Linked DNA regions of Homo sapiens: region 2 is linked to region 1. A link is a loop called in an ENCODE intact Hi-C map of the cell type or tissue named here. Cell type or tissue: heart left ventricle. All regions are shown on one strand.

The links. Peaks named below come from ENCODE experiments on the same cell type or tissue, not always from the same donor. Only the 100,000 strongest peaks of a DNase experiment are listed, where the experiment ranks them.
Region 2: it touches region 1 in a loop (4-fold over the local background); 3 of 110 quality-filtered maps call a loop at or near these places.

What each region holds. Positions count from the first base shown.
Region 1 is chr7:80,695,197-80,703,196 of GRCh38, reverse strand. No RefSeq gene overlaps it. Among named protein-coding and RNA genes, the nearest start is that of CD36, 61 kb to the right of the region's middle. In heart left ventricle, a CTCF peak has its summit at 3,983 (motif pointing left); no DNase peak of the experiment used is centred here.
Region 2 is chr7:80,056,996-80,064,995 of GRCh38, reverse strand. No RefSeq gene overlaps it. Among named protein-coding and RNA genes, the nearest start is that of GNAI1, 74 kb to the left of the region's middle. In heart left ventricle, a CTCF peak has its summit at 4,574 (motif pointing left); no DNase peak of the experiment used is centred here.

The DNA of each region.
Region 1 (8,000 bases):
GCACATAAACACAATTCTTAATTGCATGCAAACTTGTATCTATCTATCTATCTATCTATCTATCTATCTATCTATCTATTGAGAGAGAGAGGGAGAGAGAGAGCGTGAGCGCACACCTTGTTGGGAGATAAGCACAAGCAGAAAAAAGAGGAAAGGGTGGACTTGAGGTAGAATGCAAATTTAATAGTGATTAGGGATGACCTCATGGGAAGGTTATTTATTTATTTATTTATTTATTTATTTATTTATTTATTTATTTTTGAGACAGAGTTTTGCTCTTGTTGCCCAGGCTGGAGTGAAATGGTGAGATCTCAGCTCACTGCAACCTCGCCTCCCAGGTTCAAGTGATTCTCCTACCTCAGCCTCCCGAGTAGCTGGGATTACAGGCATGTACCACCATGCCTGGCTAATTTTGTATTTTTAACAGACAGGGTTTCTCCATGTTGGTCAGGCTCGTCTCAAACTCCCAACCTCAGTTGATCCCCTCGCCTCAGCCTCCCAAAGTTTTGGGATTACAGGCATGAGCCACTGCGTCCAGCCTGGGAAGGTTAGTTTTAAGCAAAAAAGTTGAATGGGATGAAGAAGAAAGCCATGAGTATATATAGTAATGTAGATCTTCCCTTTGGGCAGGGGGCAAAGCTAACACAAAGACCACGCAGTGGGAGTGTGCCTGGCATATGCAAGACTGGACAAATTTATCAGGGAATCTGGAACTGAGTGATGGACAGGGAAAGGAATAGAAAGTAAGATCAGAGTTAAAGGTGGAAGGTGGACCAATTACCTGTGATCTTGAAGGACATTTTGTGAACTTTGGCTTATACCCTGAGTTAGGGTTTTAGGCAGAGGAGTGACATGGAACAATATTTTAACAGGGACACTCACTGCTGGGTTGAGAATAGACTGTGGTGTAGGGGGTGAGGAGGGTGGCAAGATAGAAACATCCTTTCCACATAAGAATGATAGTGGTGGTTATGACCACTTGCCTAGAATTCCAATAGCAGAGGGATTTTTGTTTTAGTTTAAGGATAGAAAATATTTTAGCACACTCATTTGCTTAGGTGGAAGAATTAACCTTAGATAAAAAGGATAATACTTTCTGCACTGACACAAAATTGGAGAGATTTAGATGGCAATACATGAAAATAAGCCTGCTGGTGGATGAAAAGCAATCTGAGAAATTGCTGACAGGGTAGCCTGTTTGCTCTGTGAGTTACAGGGTGAAACTTGTGGGCTCTTTGGGCATGGTCCTGACAGGATGACAGCTGTCCTTCAGTCTCCAAACAATGATGTTAAGAGGGGTGAGCAGAATATGCCAAGGTTCTCTCTCAACTTATTAGAAGCCCCATTCTATGTTGCTTTAGACCCTGCTAAACTTAAGAGTATTCCCAAAGCATTTCTCTAACTTGAGCTTGAAAGTAGTATTGTAATAGACAAGGTTATTAATATATAACCACCTATATTCAAGACCTAGCCTCTTCTCTATTGCTCACTCTATGTAAATGATTCTGCTGCCATTCATTCTAGGGTTGCTCAAGGGAAAAGCTGTTTAATAACATATTAGCCCTTGCATTTTAGATGATCTGTTCTTACCATTTTCAACTTCAGAGTTTTCAATTAAAAGCACAGTTTGTTATATGGAGTGCCCTAACTTTTTTTTTGAAATGGAGTCTTGTACTGTCGCCCAGGCTGGAGTGCAGCGGCACGATCTCTGCTCACTGCAACCTCCACCTTCCGGGTTCAAACAATTCTCCTGCCTCAGCCACCCGAGTAGCTGGGACTACAGGCGCCCGCCACCACACCGGCTAATTTTTTGTATTTTTAGTAGAGACAGGGTTTCACCTTGTTAGCCAGGATGGCCTCGATCTCCTGACCTCGTGATCCGCCCACCTCGGCCACCCAAAGTGCTGGGATTGCAGGTTGAGCCACTGCGCCCGGCTGTAGTGTCCTAAATTTTATGGGGCACTGTGTGCAGTTGAAAATCATATGGGCCTTTATTTGTAGCCCATTTGCCTCTGCTCTGAAGGCTGGCTACTTATATCCTTGATGTGTTCCTGAAGCCATTAAAGTTAAGTGTACAAGCATGGCCTATGTTTCAGACTGAATCATTCCAAACATAATCGTTCGGTTTCTTGCAACTCTGTCTAATTATTTGTCACCATTTAGTAACAAAAATAAATTTAATGTGTTTATATATAGATGAATAGAAGATGCTAGGAAACCTCAGTCTTCTGTGTATGGTGGGGTAGGACTGGGGGAGGTGGGAGGGAGGGCAGCAGGAATTTTAGGGGCCTTATAGGCCAGTTAAAACCTCTACCTTTCTTCCTGCCTTTTCCGGTTCTGATTGCTTTGAAATGTGAAAAGCTTTGGTAGAAGTAATTAATTTACTCTGAAATTATCAGGTATTTATGCTTCAGTGTAAATTCAAGTTCAGGAGGTAGAATTTGATGGGTAGGAAAAAGTGGAAAGCTTGAATACAGGGTCACTCCTGGAAAACTGGGAATGGCATGCTACCAGAGAGAAATCACAGTGGATCAACTTCACCCCCTCAAAAATGAGGGCAAGTATGTGTTTATAATAATGTTCACAGTTGAGGATCTTAAGTTGCATTGTGAACAATTCTTAGCAAAAGGAAGGGGGAAAGTTTCCACAATAGAACACACCTTTCTAACAGCCTGTAAGTGGCAGATATGTTTTTACATAGATCATCCAAGACTCTCACTATTTCTGCATGCAGTCTCTAGATCAACCTCTGATTAATGGATGTGACGAATTATCCCCCAATAATAAGCCTTGGATACACCCTTCGTTGGGAAATATTCTACAGCGATTCTGTTAAGCAGCTACAGATCTGACAAGTCACATGCTATCCCCTCTTAAATATGGGATAGCACAAATTTTCTTCAAGTGTTGCCTGCAATAGATATTCTATGTAGTCTCAGACTGTAGTCATTAATTTGAATCTTAAACTAAACGTTATTGCTGGGATGTGGTTTGCAATAGTATTCATGGAGATATAAACAGAGTTTGGACTGTTGATGAATCTTTGAATTACTGGAATTTAGACTGTACCAGCAGAGAGGCATAAACTTGCTGTTAAAAATCCTAGAAGGGCAGAGGAAGTATGAAGGAACAAGTAGGACACTATGCGGCTTCTGTCACATAGATTTGAAAATTAAGTGACTCCAGCAAAATGAAGAAGTTTCCCCATCTTTCTCCCATGAGCACCAAGTGACACTTTAACCCACAGAGGGAATGAAAGTCCTTGTGACACACAGTAATAGAACAGCAGACTGTTTTAACCAGAGCAGAGAAACTTGCAGAAGTCCAAAGGCATATAGGAGCCAAAATAAACACTAGCCAGAATGAGTGAAAGATTTTGATTCCCGGAGCTTGAGGGCACTGAGAGGGCTTAGCAGAGTGGAAGGTTGGTGAAGGAGGGCTTACCTGATTTGAGGCTCACAGTCCCACCGCCTCAGTCAAGAAAGGGAAAAGGGGCTTTGAAATAACAGTAACCAACACTTGTGTTGTGCTTTGTAGTTTATAAAGCCAATTTCCATACAACCTCAACTGCCCTACAAATTAGTAGTGCATTATTATTTATTGTCTACATTTTATGGGTGAGAAGATGAGATTCAGACAAGTGAGATAACTTACTCAAGGTCACTTCTTTATTTAGTGTCAAAACTATGACCAGGACTCAAGTCTTTTTTCATGCTTTCTCACTATATTGAACAATTTCCCATTTAGTAACATGCGTATGTAGCCATGCCATTAGTTCAATTTAAAAAATGTGTAGGAAATATTTTATATGAAGCATATCTCTATATGTTAAATCAGTGATAGGCACTATATTAATACACTGAATAAATGTGCCAAAGTCAGAGGCCCAGTCTTTCAATAAAGAAATAGCGTTTCCATTTTTCCTCCTTGTCACGCTCCTGTATCTAACATTGGATTTCATCTGCCATCTAGTGGAATTTTCACAAATTACATGTTAAAATCGTATTCCCTGCATCAGGTTGTCCAAACTGTTTCTGAAATATAATCAAAGTCTTCATCTTCACCTTATTTAAGCACGTTTATGTGGCAGATGTTTTCTTTTCTCAAAAATTAGTAAGTTTTCTGTCATCCTGAATTTGGTACAAGCTTGTTCTTGACTAACATGCTGTGTGACCTAGGACAATTATCTTTTCCTAGGAAAATTATCTTTTAAAAACTTTGTTTTCTCTATCACACACTGAAGTCATTTACATATGGGATAGCACAAGTGAAGTCACTTTCAGCAATGAAATTTTTGACTCTACCTTTATTATAGTAAAGTATTTATAGTATAGTAAAATACAGTATTTATTTAATACAGTAAAAATCACTATGATTTTTAAACATCTATATTTTCCCTTTATTCCCCCACATCTAACTATTCCAAACCCCTAATCAGAGCATTCCTATGGATCAGTGAGTTACTAGGGTGACATAATTATGTTAAAAAATCAGAAAATAATGACATATATCACATATGTCATGCGAAAAAAGATTTGAAAATGCCCATTGAGTGAACCATTGAATTTGTGTTTAAAAAAAAAGAAAAAAGAACAACGTGGATATGTTTATAAATTTTAGTAGATCATCACATAAAATCTAATTCCTCTTCACAATAGCTTTGTGAGGCCATTAAAGCAAGTGTGCTATCACTATTTGACAATGAGTAAACAGAGGCACAGAAATATTTATTGACTTGATCAATCTCATAGTGATGAGCAGTTGTAGAAAATGAATTAAAACTCAGGTTGGTGTTATGGTGCAGACCCACAGCAGCATGATCACCTGGGAGTTTGTGGCCAGTGCAGAATCTGACAGTATTCTAGACCTATGGAATCAGAATCTGCATTCTGACCACATACGCAGGTGATAGGATGTCCATTAAAGTTTGAGAAGCATCAGTTGAGCCCAGGATATCAAAAGCCAGTCGTGTAATATTGGAGGAGAGTTTCAATTTTAATCTGAACAGAAGCTTAAATAGGGCAAAACGTCTCAAGTGAGAGGACAAATTTCAAAATAAATCTTATATGCAAAATATTAAAATGTCTTGAATAATTTCAGACTTGAAAATATAATCAGTGCCTTTCCAGAGCAACAATACAATTTTATTTGTTTAGGGAAAACTTTCTATGACAGTGTATTATAACTAGCTCAAGCTTTTTAAAATATTTAGAATTTTCAAGATCAAAACACTTTGTTTAGCTCAGTTCCTTCAATTTATAGATGAAGCAATAAAGTCCAATAAGAAAATTATCGACAGGACTAAATTTGAAGCTCCTGTCTGTTGGTCTTCTGCTCTTTAATAGCACTTCCCCCCTTACATATGGCGTATGGACTATAATTTGTCTGGAGGACCATTTCCCAAAGTCTGCCCTGCAGAACACCAGTCCTGCAAGTTGCTCTGCAAAAATATGTTTGAAAAATATTGCATAACATAGCTTCTTCATGGAGATTCTCAGCACATTCTCATAACGAATGAGAGGTGCTGTCATAAAGGAATTATTTTTAACTCTTTACCTTAGTTAACCAAGCATAAAATGCTCTCACTTCCTCTCTGATGTCCCCTTCTGCTATTTTTAAAAGTTTATTTTATATATTTAAGTTATATAGCATGATCTTATGGGATACATATACATAGTAAAAGTGTTATTACAGTAAAGTAAATTAACATTCTTCATTTCAGAGTTACCCATTTTTGTTTTGTGGCAAGAATGATAAAAATCTCATAGCATGAATCCCTTAAACACAGTACAACTTTATTTCCCATTGTCTTCATGTTGTGCATTAGTTCTCTAGATTTGTTCATCCTAAGTATCTGCTACTTTGTATCCTCTGACCTACATCTCTGTATTTCCTTCTTTCTATTCACACCCTACAGTGGAAGTAACCACTGTTTTGTTTTCTGTCTCTCTCTCTATTTTTTTCTAGACTAGCTAATGGTTGTCAATTTGTTTTCGAAAAACAAACTCCTAGTTTTATCAATTCTTTCTATGGCTTTTCCATTCCTATTTATTTTTATTCTGATTTTTAAAATTTTCTTTATTCTGCAAATTTGGTGTTTAGTTCTTTTTCTAGTTCCTTGAAGTGTAAGGCTAGGCTATTTATTTGGAATCTTTTTTTAATGTAAGCATATATTACTATAAACTTCCCTTTTAAAACTACTTTCGCTGGTATCCCATAGGTTTTTATATGTTATATTTCTATTGTTTGTCTCAAGATATTTATAAATTTCCTTTTTGATTTCTTCTTTGATCCATTGGTTGTTCAGGAGCATGTTCTTTAATTTCTACATATTTTTTGACTTTTCCAAGATTCCTCATGTTACTGATTTTTAGTTCCTTACCATTGTGGTCTGAGATGATGCTAGATATAATTTAAATCTTCTTAAATTTGTTAAGACTTGTCTTGTGGACTGTGTGATCTGGTCTGGAGGATGATCCATGTGCACTGGAGAAAAGTGGATATTCTGCAGCTGTTGGATGGAAAGCTCTGTATGCCTGTGAGGTCTATTTAATCAAAAGTACAATTTAAGTCCAGTATTTCCTTAAGTTTCTGTCTTGTTTATATATCCATTGATGAACGTGAGATAATAAATTCCCCTACTATTATGGTATTGTATCTGTTTCTACCTTCATGTCCATTAATATTGGCTTTATGTCTGTAGGTGCTTAATTGTGGCATGTACATACACTGAGAGTGTCTTCTAGATGAATTGACCCTTTATCATTAAATCATAACCATCTTTGTCTCTTGCAAAAGTTTTTTACTTGAATTTTTTTTTTCAGATGTAAATATAGCCGCTCTTGCTTTCTTTTGATTATCATGTTCATGAAATATTTTCTTCCATCCTTTTACTTTCAGGCTATGTGAGTTCTTAAATCTTAAGTGGATATCTTGTAGACAACATATAACTGGATCTTTTTAAAATTTATTTATCTACTCTATTGATTAGAGATTTTAATCCATTTACAGTCAATGTTATTATTAATAGGTAAAGGCTTACTGACATTTTAAAATTTGATTTTGTTTTACAGATTTTTTGTTCCTTTCTTGTGATTTGTGATTTGATAATTTTCTGAAGTGTTAAGCTATGATTTTTCTAGTTATCATTTGTATATCTGCTATCTTTTATTTTTTTTGTGGATACCAGTAGGCTTATGTATAAAATCTTGTAGTTATAATCTACTTTTTTTTTTTTTTTGAGACTGAGTCTTGCTCTTGTTACCCAGGCTGGAGTGCAATGGCATGATCTCAGCTTACTGCAACCTGCGCCTTCAGGGCTCAAGTGATTCTTGTGCCTCAGCCTCCCAAGTAGCTGGGATTACAGGTGCATGCCACGACACCCAGCTAACTTTATTTTTAGTAGAGGTGGGGTTTCACCATGTTGGGCAGGCTGGTCTTGAACTTGTGACCTCAGGTGGTCTGCCTGCATCAGCCTCCCAAAGTGCTCAGATTACAGGTGTGAGCCACCACACCCGTCCTTATAATCTACTTTTTAAAGCAGATAACATCTTAATTTCTGTTGAACATAAAAGCTCTAGACTTTTTTCCGTCCCATCACAATTTGTTTTTAATGTCAAAATTTACATCTTTTTATATTGTGTATTTAATGACAACTTATGATAGTCTTAGCTATTTTTGACCACTTTGACTTTTCATCTTTATATTACAGAAATGTATAATTTATACACCATTCCAGTATTGAAATATTCTTGATTTGATTATGTATTTACCTCTACCAGTGAGCTTTATACTTTCATATGTATTCATTACAGTAATTATTGTCCTTTTGTTTTCACTATAAGAACTCCCTTAAGCATTTCTTGTAAAGTAGTTCTACTGGTAATGAATCCTTCAGTTTGCTCTCATCGGTATTGACAGTTGTGTTGAGTATAGTATTCTTAGCTGAAAGGTTTTTTTTTTTCTTTTATAACTTTGAATATGTCATCCAACTTTCTCCT
Region 2 (8,000 bases), 640 kb after region 1:
CAGGCTGGAGTGCGGTGTCACGATCTTGGCTTACCAAGACCTCCTCCTCCCAGGTTCAAGCGATTCTCTGCCTCAGCCTCCCTAGTAGCTGGGATTACAGGCATGCACCACCATGCCCAGCTAATTTTGTATTTTTAGTACAGACGTGGTTTCACCATGTTGGTCAGGCTGGTCTCGAACTCCTGACCTCAGGTGATCTGCCTGCCTCGGCCTCCCAAAGTGCTGGGATTACAGGCCTGAGTCACTGCTCCCAGCAATTTATTCCTTTTTGGTTTTTGAATCATGTTCTACTATATAAATATGTCATAATTTATTTATCCAGTCACCGATGATGAGCATGTAGATTGCTTCTAGTTTTTCACTATGATAAATAATGTTGTTAAAAGCACTTGTTATTTTCAGAAGTTTTCTTTAGCTTTGGCTTTCACCTATGTGTTTAGGTGTGGATTTCTTTGCATCTATCCTAATTTTGGTTTGTTGAGGTTTTTGGAAATACAAGCTTTCCACAGAATTTAAGGTGTTTACAGTTATTTTGTATTCAAAAAGTTTTTTATATTTTACTCTTTCTCCTCTGTTTCTAGGATTCAAATTCCATAAATGTTGGACTGTTTGATATCACCCCACAGATCTTTGATACTTTGTTTACTTTGATTCAGTCTTTTTTCTCTTAGTTCTTCAAAATGGATATTTCAATGAGTTATCTTCAAATTTACAGATTCTTTCTTCTGCTGTTATCAGATCTGTTGTTGTTCACATCTAATTTCTCATTTCAGTTATTGTATTTTTTCTTACATATATCTTCTATTTCTCTGTTAAAATTCCTTATTAGTTTATTCAGTAAATTAAATGACATTTTCATTTAATTATTTGAATATATTTATAATAGCTTCTTTGAAGTCTTTGCCAAATCCGACATCTGGAACCTTTCAGAAACTGCTATTTTTTTTCCTAAGAATGGGTTATCTTTTTCCTGTGTGTTTGCACGTCTAATCATTTTTGCCTTAATAAATTGACCTTTAAGATAAGACTTTGCAGTGATTCTGGAATCTCTTGTTATTGTGAGAACTTTCGCTTTTTTGTTGTGAACAGTAAAATCTATCTCCCTCCCCCTTTAATGACTAGTTGCTCTACCGTTCCAATTTCTGCTCTTTCACACCTCAAACGAAAGGTTTCTGCTTTCTGCTTTCTAAGCTGTGTACGGGTTGGGGAAGGCAGTGGGTCAGAGGTGCAGCAAGCCCTCAAATCCCACCAGGAGCAATTATGTTTCTCTAGTTTCTGCCTACATTTTCATCAGGCTTATGGGATATTCCCTCTGCACACGTAGTTTAGTGGTCAGCCAGAGACTTGGATAGAGTTTATAGACAGATTTTGTGGCAATCTCACTTTCAAAATTTCTCTGTTAAATTTCTAGTTGCTCTGTTTCTCTGAATTCCATCACCTGCCATCTTGAGCTGTTCAGGCTGCTGATTTCTACTTCCTGACTTGAAGGAAAGGGTGGGTTTGAGGAATGTTCTAGAAAGAAAATTACAAACTCAGAGTTCTTATCCAAGGAAATAGTATCCTTCCATGAGTACATTCTTTTCAAGAGTTTGCCTATCTCTGGTCATTTTCAGTGCCTCCAAAGAGTTGCTTTTAATAGTTTTGTCTGGTGCTTGTAATTATTCTCTGTGGAAGAGATCACCTGACCTCTTCATGCTGTCATTACCAGAAGTCCTGCCTTTCCTTGTTAGAAATATTTTGATCTAAAATTTTAACAATGGAAAGGTTTATGAGTGTGATTTCTTTTTTGAAAATTATACTATCGGCCAGGCGCGATAGCTCATACCTGTAATCCCAGCACTTTGGGATGCCGAGGCGGGTGGATCACGAGGTCAGGAGATCGAGACCATCCTGGCTAACACAGTGAAACCCCGCAGTGGCGGGCGCCTGTAATCCCAGATACTCAGGAGGCTGAGGCAGGAGAATGGCGTGAACCCGGGGCAGAGCCTGCAGTGAGCCGAGGTAGCGCCACTGCACTCCAACCTGGGGGACAGAGACAGACCCCATCTCAAAAAAAAAAAAAAAAAGAAAGAAAAAGAATATTATGCTATTTATTTATAAATACAATGTAGCCTACTTTGTCCTTTAGCATGTTGATATGTATATTAAGAATTGTATTTTTATTTTTATGTATTTTTTTTTGAGACAGAGTCTTACTCTGTTGCCTAGGCTGGAGTGCAATGGTGCGAGCTCAGCTCACTGCAACCTCCGCCTCCTAGGTTCAAGTGATTGTCCTGACTCAGTCTCCTGAGTAGCTGGGATTACAGGCGATTGCCACCATGCCCGGTTAATTTTTTGTATTTTTAGTAGAGATGGAGTTTCACCATGTTGACTAGGCTGGTCTCAAACTCTTGACCTCAGGTGATCTGCCTGCCACAGCCTCCCAAAGTGCTGGGATTACAAGCGTGAGCCACCATGCCTGGCCCGTATTTTTATTTTTATATTGTCTTTTTGTTCCATCTTTTTCTGAAATAATTTTCCTATTCATCTACATTGAAACTTTCCTGTGTCACTTTATTAAAGATAAAATAAAATAGAAAGCCATGTAGTTGGATTAGAAAAATCATCCAACCCATGAATTTGGTCTTTAGGGAGTTAAATTCATTTACACTTAGTGTTATTGTTCTTATATTTTGTTTTATTTATATTGCCTTATTCTTTGCTTTCTTGTAAGTTAGTGATGTGGTTTGGGTCTGTGTCCCCACCCAAATCTCATCTCGTAGCTCTCATAATTCCCACATGAAACATGGGGATGGGTCTTCACAGTGCTGGTCTCATGATAGTGAATAAGTCTCACAAGATCTGGTTATTTAAAAAATGGGAGTTTTCCTGCACAAGTTCTCTGTCTTTGCCTCCTGCCATCCGCATAAGATGTGACTTGCTCCTCCTTGCCTTCTGCCATGATTGTGAGGCCTCCCCAGCCATGTGGAACTGAAAGTCCATTAAACCTCTTTCTTTTGTAAATTGTCCAGTCTTGGGTATGTTTTTATCAACATCATGAAAAAGGACTAATACCATTAGTACCTTAAGTATAATATTAGACAAAAAGGGTGATAGTGGTGTGGTAGACACACCCTAGAATGCTTCCTCATGATACCCATTTTCTGAACTTTCTGTCTTTGTGTAGTCCCATTCCCTTGAGTGTGGGTCTGACCTATAACTTGTTTATAATCAATAGAATACAGCAAAGGTGATGAGATGTATATGATTAAGTATGTGAGATTGCAATGCCTTGGCTTACTAGAATTTTTTGCCTGCTTCTCTCTTTCCTTACTGGCTTTGAAAAACTAAGCTGCCTATGTTGGTAGACTCACATGAAAGAAACTGAATTTGGCCTCTAGGAGCAGAGGTGAAGCCTTCAGTCCTATATGGCTGCAAGAAATGGAATTCTGCCAACAAAAACAAATCCTTCCCCAGTCCAGCCTCTGATGAGACTGAAGCCCTGGCTAACACTTTGATTGCAAACTTGTGAGACCCTAAGCAGAGGACCCAGTATAGCCACACTGGACTTCTAACCTAAAGAAACTACAATAATAAATATGTGTTGTTTTAAGCTTTGAAGTTTATGGTTACTAACTACTAAGACATAGATAGTGAACGTAGGGGACATCCTATTTTTGTTTCTGTGTTTAATAGAAATACTGCTAGAGCTCCGCCATTAAGAATGATAAATTTGGGCCAGGAGTGGTGGCTCGTGCCTCTAATCCCAGCACTTTGGGAGGCCAAGACGGGCAGATCACTTGAGGTCAGGAGTTCGAGACCAGCCTGGCCAACATGGTGAAACCCCGTCTCTGCTATAAATACAAAAATTAGCTGAATGTGGTAGCACATGCCTTTAGTTTACTTGGGAGGCTGAGGCAGGAGAATCATTTGAACCCGGGAAGTGGAGGTTAAAATGAGCCGAGGTTGCACCAGTGCACTCTAGCCTGGGTGACAGAGTGAGACTCCATCTCAAAAAAAAAAAAAAAAAAAGGGTAAATTTGGACTGACATTGTGTTAAATAGGATGTGTGCCATAGAAAACAAAGCATTTTCCAGAACTGAAATAAAATAAATAATTTTTTTTAAAAAGGAAGACCCCAAGGTATAATGTTAATTAAAGAAAGAACAATACATATGTCTTGTGAGAGAGCATATTTTCTCTAAATGAAAATGTTTAATAGGAGCACAAAGAATTAATGATCAGGACAATCTTAAAGTTCATTTCAGCGTAAAGGTGAACTTTTAGTACAGGTGATATGTAAGGTCCATTCATACTTGAGGATTTTGTTACATCAGATATAAAACTGTTAAATTCAAGTTTAGCTTTGATTTCAGAATAGATGTTTCAATCCAACACAACTTTTTGTTCTTTGTTCCTTTAAAGAATGTATTATGAACATTGCTTTTCCCTGAGAAAACTACTAAGTTTCATTTGAATAAGAGAATATTTAGAAAATCTTACTGAATCAGAATCCCATGAACATCATATTTCAATTACAAATAACATTGAAGGAAGGTTTCAAGTCTGTTTAAAAATGTGACAAAACAAATGTTACTTTGCCACCTAGTGGTTCATCCTGATATTTAGTCTCAAAATTTTTTTTGAGTCCTTGTAAGTAATATGTAATATGTAATTTGAGTCCTTGTAAGTAATAATACACTATACCAGGAGATCTTTGCTACATTTATATTTAGGATGAAATTATTCTGGGAAAATTTACTTTATAATTTTTGCATTGTCCCTGGATAGGCACATAATATATTAAATATTATTTTTTATTAAACACTATCAAACTGGTACAATTAAAAATTCCTTTGAAATTTTTGTTCCTTTGAGCTCAAAAGATCCTTTGAAAAAATGTCTATTGCCAGTCCATTATTATTTGCACTATTAAAAAAATCTAAATTCGTTAAAAATAATTTTAGAAAAGGTGTAAAACAGCTCTGAATGTGCAAATGGAGGCAAAGCTAGCCTCTTTTGTAGTGGAGAAGGAAAGTCAATAGAACTTGTCCCAGACAGACAGAATTTGCATGTCTACAGACAATCATTTTGCATTGCTATCAGCTGTCTACAATTTACAATTGCAAAATACCTTCCATAGAATCAGATCAGATAATACTCAGCAAGTTTACAGACTTGTATGGTGTTTTGCTGAAAACCAAAAATTTTTTTGACATATTTTACAAGTTCTGTCTCCATTTTGCAGATGTCCCAATATATGGGACTACTGCATACTGTATTGTTTTATTACATATCAGGGACTAGAATCAGAAACTATAGGGCATAAAACAAGTAACATCCAGTTTCTATTTCTGTTGATTGGTAGACATGAAGTCTACAACCCGCTGTCTTTTCCCGCAGTGCCTTCGGTTTTAATGAGCTCACCTTGTGTTTCTGATGGAGACTATGAGAATCATTGGTTTGGAGCAGCAAGTGTCAATCCTAGCTGCACATTCAAATCACCTCCAGAGCTTAAATCAGGATCTTTAAGAGTGGGATTCAAGAAGTATAGTTAAAGGTATCCAAGGTAATTCTAATGTATAGCCAGGGTAATGAACTATGGACTCTAGAATAGGAGTTTGCCACCCTAGTGACACATTAGAATCATCTGGAGATGATGCTGACATCAACCTGCCTTGGAAGTGTTTCTTGTCAAAAGTTTCCTATGGGTTTTTACTTTTTAAAATTAAACTGAAAAGGAAAGATAATTGAGTTTAAAAGGAAACTTTTAAAATGTACTTAATATATTTAAAATGCATACTGTATTTAAAATGAGGAAAGCTATATAACAACCTCATCTGTCTTTTGATTAATCAATAGATGTAGGTATTCATAATCAGTTCACTGCTCTCATAGGTGAAAGGTGGGAAATAAAATAAGAATGTTGGAAGCCAAGTGAGCGGGAGAAAAGCAGATGGAAAGGCTTAGAGTGAGGGGCATTGCCTGTGAAATCCAAGTCTGGGCATAGTGCTACAGGGTGAGTCCTGGAGATTTATAATACTGAATTAAAAGCACTTGAACTGGGGAGAAGATCTACCATGAAAGTTACTTTTTGCTGAAAGGAAATGATGAAAATAGTAACAATCACCATTTATGAAGCACAAATTAAAAGAATTGTCTGTGTGATTTGAAACCATTTTGTTTCTTGATAACCATGAAACACAACGTGGTAGGTGTAGAGAACAAAATATTAAACATATAGGATCATATAGGAATGCTATCACTAGAGAATCAAGGCCTTTTAGGCCCCATCTCTGGCCACATTTATATTAATTAAGTTAATGTGATTGATAAAAAAAAATTCAAAAGCCAATTTATTAATCTGAAGTGAATTTTTTTTTGAAAAGGACCAGATTTGCTTCCATGTAACATGATCAAAGTGTTTTCTAAACTCTAGACATGGTACATGAAAAAATCAAATGATAATCAGTAGTTTCCTTAAGGAATATGGACTCTGATTAATTTAACATTTAAAACATCCAGCCGGACAGGAGCGGTGGCTCACGCCTGTAATTCCAGCACTTTGGGAGGCCGAGGCGGGCAGATCACCTGAGGTTGGGAGTTGGAGACCAGCCTGACCAACATGGAGAAACCCCATCTCTACTAAAAATACAAAATTAGCCGGGCGTGGAGGCGCATGCCTGTAATCCCAGCTACTCGGGAGGCTGAGGCAGCAGAATCGCTTGAACCCGGGAGGCGGAGTTTGTGATGAGCCGATATCGCGCATTGCACTCCAGCCTGGGCAACAAATGTGAAACTCCGTCTCAAAAAAACAAAAACAAAAACAAAACAAGAGAACATCCAGCCACATCTCCTAGTAACGGTAATTTTGGTGATGGAGTTAAACTATACATATCACTCGCTTACACTGCATCACTCTACACATCTAAGGCATGCCCAGATGCCTTAAAGAGTTTTTAAGGACCTTAACTAAACCATCTTATGGCCATCAGAGCAATGTTTCTCAACTCAAGCTGCATGTTAAAATCACCTGGGGAGCTGTTTTATTTAATTGACGTATAATTGAAGTACAAAAAACTGCACATATTTACTGTATACAATTTGATAAGTTTGGACATATGCATGCACCTGTGAAACCAGCATCACAAAAACAGTCAGGGCAATAAACATGTCTTGTCTCCCCCACCCCCTTTTGGTGGTTACGAATACTCAACATGAGATCTACCCTCTTACATTTTTCTAAGTGCATAATACAGTGTTAACTATAGGTACAGTATTGTATAGCAGATCTCTAGAACTTACTCATCTTGCATAACTGAAACTTTGTAACTATTGAACAACTCTCTATTTACCCAGCCCCAAGCCCCTGGCAACCACCATTCGGCTCTCTATTCTATGAGTCTATTTTAGAAGCACACAGTATTTGTCCTCTTGTGACTGGGTTATTTAACTTAGCATAATGTCAACCTGTTCATGTATGTTTGCATCATTGTCATATACGGCAGAATATTTTTTTTTTTTTTTTTTTTTTTTGTGATGGAGTTTCGCTCTGTTGCCCAGGTTGGAGTGCAGTGGCATGATCTCCGCTCACTGCAAGCTCCGCCTCCCGGGTTCACGCCATTCTCCTGCCTCAGCCTCCCGAGTAGCTGGGACTACAGGCGCCTGCCACCACACCCGGCTAATATTTCTGTTTATAGTAGAGACGGGGTTTCACCGTTTTAGCCAGGATGGTCTCGATCTCCTGACCTAGTGATCCGCCCGCCTCGACCTCCCAAAGTGCTTGGATTACAGGCATGCGCCACCGCGCCCGGCCCAGTATATCCTTTTTTTTAAAGCTTGAATAGTATACCAGTGTGTGTGTGTGTGTGTGTGTGTGTAAATTTTTAAAGTCTATTCATCTGTCAATGAACAGTTACTTGGGTTGCTTCCATGCTTTAGCGATTGTGAATAATGTTGCAATGAAAATAGAAGTGCAGATAATCACTTCAAGATCCTGATTCAATTCTTTTGTATACATA